2 separate regions of the Homo sapiens genome follow, and region 1 is linked to region 2. A link is a contact called in ENCODE Hi-C or POLR2A ChIA-PET data. All regions are on one chromosome and are shown on one strand. The core of a region is the stretch at or near the end of the contact, and the rest is flanking DNA. Distances in the headings are between cores, read along the strand shown.

Region 1 (3,388 bases), core at 302-2,801, 850 kb before region 2:
GGCTGCTCTGTTCCATGTGGTGGAGTCCCAAAGGCCGGGCTGTTACCAACGCCTTGTTCTCTCCACACTCAGGTATGGGCCAGCATGTCTGGTAAGTGGTCCTTAAATGTTTTAGGGAAGGAAAAGTCCCAAGACCTTGAAAAAGACAAGTCACAGAATGAAAAACAATATTCCAACATATGTAACTGACGGGACTTGGAATCTAAAATATGTAAAGAGTACTGGCAAATCAATGACAAAACAACAGGCAACTGCACAGAAAAGCAGTCAGGGCACTGGGACAGGTGGTTGGCAGAGAGGAGACCCAACTGGCTATAAGATGTGTGCACAGGGACCAGCTTCTTGGTAACCAGGGAGACTCGCATCAGGACTGCAGTGGGTCTCCACCATGCTATCTCCTGGTTGGCAGGGGCTAAATGCTGACAGTACTGTGTTGATGAGGCTGGAGAGAAATGGGGCCTTTCATACTCTGAGTGGAAGTCACTGAAGTGACTTTGGGAACTGGCTGAACAACGCCTGGTCAACTTGAAGATGTAGATTCCCTGACTCAGCGGCTTTACCCTGGACGTGGGCACCCTGCGGAAATCGGGGCACGTGTGACGGCAGCACGATGTACACACACAGGAGGTCATGGCAGCCTTGCTCCTGGTAGCTGGAAGTCAGAAACAGCCCATGCGGTGTCAGGAGAATGGGGAAGTGCATCGCGTAGGGATGGAGGCGAAGAGGGGCTCGTCGATTCATCCGTAAACGGTGCCCACGCTGTCTGCGGGCCCCACTGCCTGGGCGTGCCATGCGACTGGGCCAAGCAACTTCTCGACACCCAGGCTGGGGAGGGCTTTGCAGCAGCTTGAATCCAAAGAGCGGTGGGGAAACCGAGTCATCATTCTGTAGCAGCTGAGAGCGTGAGTGTGCAGACTCAGGGCCCGGTGACACTGAGTTTCAGCCGAACAGCCTCATTCGGCAAGTGAGGTGAAGGGTAGCTTTGCTGGCTCTGTGTGACTGTTTGCATTTCATTTGCAAACACCTGGCTTTATGTTGCAGTATGCTTTAGTGTGATGAGCATGATTTCAGTCCACCCCGAGCATAGCACGAGTCCTATTCTCCTCTTAAAGACCCCCAGAGGAGCTGCTTCAGGGTTTGCTCTCTGGGGAGGAGCTGGGGTCACTGAGGAGGGGAAGCCCAAATCTAGAAAGTGGATGGCTCTTGGAGTGTCCCGGGGACTGCTGGGCCTTGGACAGGAGGGACGTGGCTGTGGTATTCTGAGGCCACTGAGCTGGCACGGGGCTGGACGCTCTGTCCTCGTCCTGACCGAGGTGGCTGCCACCAGACCCTCCTCGGGGCCAGCGTCCAGGAATCTGGGCACTTCCTCCCCTGAGACCCTGGCCCCACCCCGAGGCCCAGGGATCCTGGAAGAGTGTCCTGTGAGTGTCCGAGGGCAGACTTGCCAGATGGATTCCTGCACTGGGGCTGGGAGGCGTTCCGAGTGCGGCTCTCCCTCAAATGACAGCTTGTGATAGCGAGGCCGGCTGCATCATTCCCCAGGAATTCCCCTTGGAACGCATGCTGGCTCCAGGCTGCTCCAGGCCCCAGGCTGGCATCAGACGACCTCGGGCCAGGCCTCCTCCCCATCCTCCTTCTCTGGTCCCTTGAGGAGGGGAGGACACTTCTTCCTGAGGGCTGCAGCTCCCACACAGGCACCAGAAGCTCAGAAGCTCAACTTGGTGACATCACTGGGGCCTGGCCATCCCTGAACTCATCCCTGCTGAGTGGGAAAGGGCGAGGGCCTCACAGCCATGTCCGCCTCTAAGCTGGGAGCCTCGGGAACCCCCAGGCCTGAGTCACAATGAGACCAGAAAGGCCAGGCAGGGTCAGCATGCCCAGCTTGCCCTGGTACCCCAGTCCACCTGGGTCCAGGGGTTGGGAGGGGAGGCCAGGAAGGGTCAGCACGTCCAGCTAGCCCCAGTACCCAGGCTCACTGAGGTCCAGGGTTTGGGAGGGGAGGCCAAGCAGGGTCAACACGTCCAGCTAGCCCTAGTACTCGGGTACTTCTCGCCCTCCCTCCTAGGAGCCTCAGCCTGGGCTACTTCCCAGACCCTTGTTTTTGATTCCTCATCTTGGTTCCAGCACCCCAGGGGCCCAGCCAGAGTCTGAGAATGAGTACTGTCCATCGAAGGGGCTACCACCCGTGCGTGTAAGAAATGGTGCAGCCTCTGAGTGCTGTGTCCCGGATTGTCACAGAGGCCGCGCACTCCAGCATCTGTGTCCAGGCCACCTTGTGTGTGTTTAAGAAACAGTGCAGGCTCCGTCCGAGTGCTGTGTCCCGGATTATCACAGAGGCCGTGCACCCCAGCACCCATGTCCTGGTCCCCACAGCACCTGCGCAGATGCTGGGCTCGGGCTGGTGGGCTTTGGTCTAAGGAGCCTGGAAAGCCCACAGGTCCAGAGACCTGAGCAGAGTGGTGGGCGGTAAAGGGGCCGGGGAAGCAGGTACAGACCCCTGCCGGCCCCCGAGACTCGGTCCGCTGAGGCTGCTGGGCTGGGACCTGCATTGGCCTAGAAGATCCAAGCTGAGGCAAGAAGCGTGGCCTGTCCATGGGGAGTATTATGGACTGAATGTTTGTGTTGCCCCAAAATTCTTTAGACAGGGTCTCCCTCTGTCGTCTAGGCTGGAGTACAGTGGCATAATCATGGCTCACTGCAGCCTCAAACTCCTGGGCTCCAGCGATCCTCCCACCTCAGCCTCCCAAAGCTCTGGGATGACAGGTGTGAGCCACCACGCCCAGCTCCCGAATTCTTATGTTGAAATCGAACCCCAATATGACGGTTTTAGGAGGTGGGGCTTTGGGCGGTGATGCGGTCACAAAGGCGCTGCTGTCATGAATGGGTCCCGTGACCTTGTAAGAAGAGGCCAGAGGGCTCCTTCCCCTTCCTTCTGCCGCTTTAAGGACGGAATGAGAAGTCGGAAATCCACAACTCAGAGGACAGCCCTCCCCAGACCCCGACCAGGCTGGCACCTTGATCTCCGGCCTCCAGCCTCTGGGCTGTGAGAAATAAACTCCTGATGTTTACAAGCCACGCAGTTCATGGGGTTTCCTTACAGCAGCCCCAACAGGAGTGGCCCTGGGGGGACCTCCACAGCCCACCCACCACTTCCCACCCTCCATGGCCCTGCCCTCCGTGCCCTGTCCTTCCCCATGCCCCTCCCCCCACCACAGCCCTGCTCCCTCCTTGCCGTGCTCATCCTCCACACCCATGCCCCTAACCACAGGCCTGCCCTCCTCTATGCCCCTTCACCCCTACCACAGTCCTGCCGTCTCCACACCCTGCTCCCTCCATGGCCTGGCCCCCCTCCACATCTTGCCCTCCATGACCTCCCCTCCTCCACACC
Region 2 (3,828 bases), core at 605-3,104:
GGTAGACAGGGCTGAAACACCCTCCCCCACCACCACCATGTCCATGGCACCCCTACTGCCCGCTCTGCGACCTTGGGCAGCTCCTTTGATCCCTACACCCCAGGACTCAGCGTCTGCACCCACCACCTGGGGTGGTAGTGAGGAGGAGGGCACAGGAGCTGGCCGCACAGCACCCAGTGTGGAAATTACTCCTCCGCGCCGCAGCTTCCTTCTAACCAGAAGCCAAGGAAACATCTGGGCATTGTCTTCAGGACTGATCCCCCAGTCCTGACCTCTCTAGGAACATCTTCCCCGTTCAGAGGGGGAAGGAGGGGGCCTGGGGTCCTGCTGCAGGGCCAGGCGTCAGCTCAGGGCTCCTGCTCCAGACCCCAGAGGGCTGGGCATGGGGCTTAGCACGTGGCATCCCTCATGCCCACGGTCCCAAGGCCAGTTTGGTAGGGTGTCAACACAGGGGGCCATCTTGATGGCCAGCCTTGGGTGGACCAGGGCTACAGCAAGCCCTATCACCATGGCAGCTCACAGCAAAGTGGCTTCTCTCCTGGCCCATTAGGGCATGAGGGATGAAGAACCTCAGGGTGCGGCTGCTGGGCAAATCATCACTCAATGCATCTCGAATGCCTCTCATAGCCACACCAGGGCAAGCTTGGGAAGGTCCTACCCCTCCCCACTGCACCCTCGTGGCCCTGGCGGGTTCCACCCTGGGTGGTCTGGGTCAGCCTCAAGAGCCCCTATCAGCTGACCCCAACACACCTGGGTTTTCCATTCCTGCCCCTGCACAGTTTAAATCATCACAACAGAATTATGTGCTGTCTGGGTCATTCCATAGCGATCCACTGAAATCAATTGCCCACAGAAGCAGACAAATTCGAGAAGGTGGCCCCCAGCCCTGCTGGTCTGCCGCATCCCCGAAGGTGCCAGTGGCTGGAGCTCCCAGGCCCGGCACAGGGACCCTCGATGCATTTCTGTTGCCTGCCCAGTTAGACTCACGGTCACTCCAACTGGCTGGGTCAGTGGTCAGCAATGCTGTGGGCCATGCGATGCACCTCCTCGTGGGCCCCCATGCTGACACGTGACCAGTGGTGACGTGTCATGTGTCACACATCACCATCCAAAGGCAGTGGCACTCATTCACGTGTCTTACAAATGTTTGTGGGTTTCTCCCAGATCCCAGGCAGTGCCAGGGAGTCAAGGGATGCGGTTCCTGCCTCCAGGAGCTGACAGGTATATGCGGCAGACAGACATGGAGCAGACAGTGCATCACACAGCCATCAGTGAGCTCGTGTGGACCTTGATGGGGGCTGCACTGGGGGCCTGGTCTCCACGAGCATGCATCATGGAAGGAGACGTAATGGAGGACATTAGGGTGACCGGGCTCAGACGGGGAAGGCAGGAAGATGCTGTACAGTGGCTCATGGCTGGGAGGGACCTCAAGGAGCTGGAAGACCAGCCAGTGAGGCCGCTGCAACAAGTGGGGTGCAGGCTGGGGAAGGGGTAGACCTCACAGGCCCCCGAGACAAGCAAGGTTTGGTGTCACAGCCCAAGGCAGCTGGATGCCATGCTCCTTATCACGCCCTTTGTCCTAGTTGGGTTTCAGCTTTCTCTGCAGCAGCTGTGTGCTGACTGGGCTGTGGAGCAGCCTTTGCCAAACTGGGTTCCATGGAGCACTAGTCCACAAATTGCCTCTTGACAAATGTTTTCACAGCAAAACTGCTGCATGAAATCTGCAAGCTCCACCTCTCCTGCAAGGGCGGCCGTGTATGTTAGCCTCTCAGAGGTACTGATAAGTCCTGCTGTGGGGAAATCACACACCGCCCTTTGTGAACTGCCCCTCCCATGATCACATGCTCCTAGGAGCTGTCGCTGGCCCCAGCCCCGTCCCTCAGCTAGCCAGGGACATGTACTCTCTACACAGCCACAGAAAGGGGCAAGGTTATCCAACCAGGGTGTATCCTGGTTTGAGGCGGTGCAGGGGCCCAGTACTTATTCCTACACAGCCCAGTTGTGACTTTTGAGAGCAATCAACCCACTGGCTTTACTTTGAGGCAGCTCTCATGGGCAGACTAGAATCTCAACTCCCTAAGCAGGAGCGTGAGCCAGCGTTTCCCTCTGAAAAGTTCAGTGGGCAGAAAAATATTACGGGAGAACCCCCAAGACAGCATGCTTTGGTCAACTCAGAAATGTTCTGGGTCACCCATTCTTGCCCCCAAGTCTTCTAATCACTGGAGACCCTGAGCGAGAGGGCATGGGAGTCACTCCTTACTGCTCATCCATGCGGCAGGCATGCACCTGCACCTCTCAGACCCAGACCTTCTTGGCCCACATCTGCCCCACATGCCAGGCACGGGATTTGCCTCTGACTTAGGAAGGAGGGCAACATCAACCTGATCTTGGGAACTCGTGACATGCGGCAACTTCACGGGGCTGGAGGCGGGAGGGGCCAGGAGCCAAGAGACAGGTGGGGAGGGGAAATGCTGCAGGGAGGTGGTGGATTCCAGAATCACAGGGGCCTGTCGCAGGAAGAGAGGGAATGGGTCCCAAGATGCAGGGACAGCCATGTCCTGGGCGCCAGCCCTGAGTACACTGGGCCCAGCCTGATTCAGTAACTGCTGCCGCCCAAACACAGCAAGCCCTGCACGCCTCGCACCAGCTCTGCACCGGACAGGCAACTGTTCCCTCCCCGCAGGCAAGCCACAGCGCGGCACCTGGTCCTTGGCTCCCAGGACAACGCAACACACCCTCCAGGGTCCCTGTGGACAGACATCCCTGCTGAGGGCTGGGTGGGGAAGAAAGGACTCAACGTTAAATCTCCACGCTCTGAGAAAAGAAAAGAGGGCAGGCGGGCGGGCAAGCGGGTGGGCAGCCACGTTGGCCCTTTGAAGCAAACATGTGTACTTCTCAGGGCTACCCCACCCTCCGAAGACGCGTCCCCAGGCCTGGACCCATGGGCTGTCCGCGGGGCCCCACAGGCTGGTCTTGCTGCTGGTTCTCCTGGGACAACTCTGTCCGTGTGCCCTTTTCACTGTCAGGAGAGCGCTGGGCTGGTCGTCCCACACTTCATGGTCCACAGCTCACGAGGAACTGTGTCTCCGCTCCTCAGTGGCAACCCCATGGCCCGTAAAGGTGCCTTGAGCAGAGAGAGATGCGAACAGCTGGTCCCCAGTGGCTGCAGCAGGAGGAGAGAGCAGCTCTAGGCCACCCCTTCCCAGCTGCCCAGCCAGAGGAGATCAGGCACAGAGCCTCACACCCAACTCAGCAAACCAATCCCTCCCATCCAGTGAGGGGTGAAGTGTGTTTAATGAATGCAAAGTCGTGCTATCCCTGGAATGGAGGCCAATTTGACTGCTTTATTCCCAAAATTATTTGAAGTAGCTTCAAGATTGGGATTAAAACATCCATCAAATCTGCAGGAAGGGGAAGGAGGCGTGGCTGCTGTGGGAGCAGCCTGCAAGAGCATGGCTAGATGGTGCCCTCGGGGTGCAGACGCGCATCAGATGGAAGGTGAGGGAGACTCCAGGAAACAAGGACAGGCAGAGGCCCAGGTGGGGCCTGGGGAGCAGGGACCCGGAAGTGCAGTGAGCAGGGGTTCCAGCACAGTTGGGGCTTCTGAGCATGTCAGGTGGGGCCAGGGGCAGTTCCCTCCAGCAGCCCAGGTGGAGTCTGTGGTCTTCTGGCCCCTCCATGCCTCCGTTCTCTTTCCAGAAGTCCAAAGTATGGGACCAGGTGACCAAAGCTTCGAGCCTTGAAGCAGGAGGGCCCGCCCAGCGGATGTAAATGCCTCCACGGCTGCCCCAGGCTGGCTCTCCCGCCTGCCCACCACCATTTTCAGAA

The links. Hi-C counts contacts between places; a loop is a spot of excess contacts on that map. ChIA-PET counts read pairs that join two places held with the same protein, here RNA polymerase II (POLR2A).
Region 1: a map with no recorded cell type shows a loop between it and region 2 (9-fold over the local background). The contact joins two enhancer-like sites. A Hi-C loop is called at or near these places in 1 of 37 single-sample maps with no recorded cell type. POLR2A ChIA-PET finds 5 or more read pairs at or near these places in 1 of 52 experiments (activated T-cell).

The regions. Positions count from the first base shown.
Region 1 is chr2:240,372,599-240,375,986 of GRCh38, reverse strand. No RefSeq gene overlaps it. Among named protein-coding and RNA genes, the nearest start is that of GPC1, 61 kb to the left of the region's middle. RefSeq lists enhancers at 1,405-1,959, 2,410-3,388. Within about 2 kb of position 1,551, at least 19 of the 41 ENCODE cell types and tissues checked have a DNase peak (open chromatin) inside an H3K27ac peak, as active enhancers do.
Region 2 is chr2:239,520,102-239,523,929 of GRCh38, reverse strand. No RefSeq gene overlaps it. Among named protein-coding and RNA genes, the nearest start is that of LINC02991, 56 kb to the left of the region's middle. RefSeq lists an enhancer at 3,364-3,828. Within about 2 kb of position 1,854, at least 3 of the 41 ENCODE cell types and tissues checked have a DNase peak (open chromatin) inside an H3K27ac peak, as active enhancers do.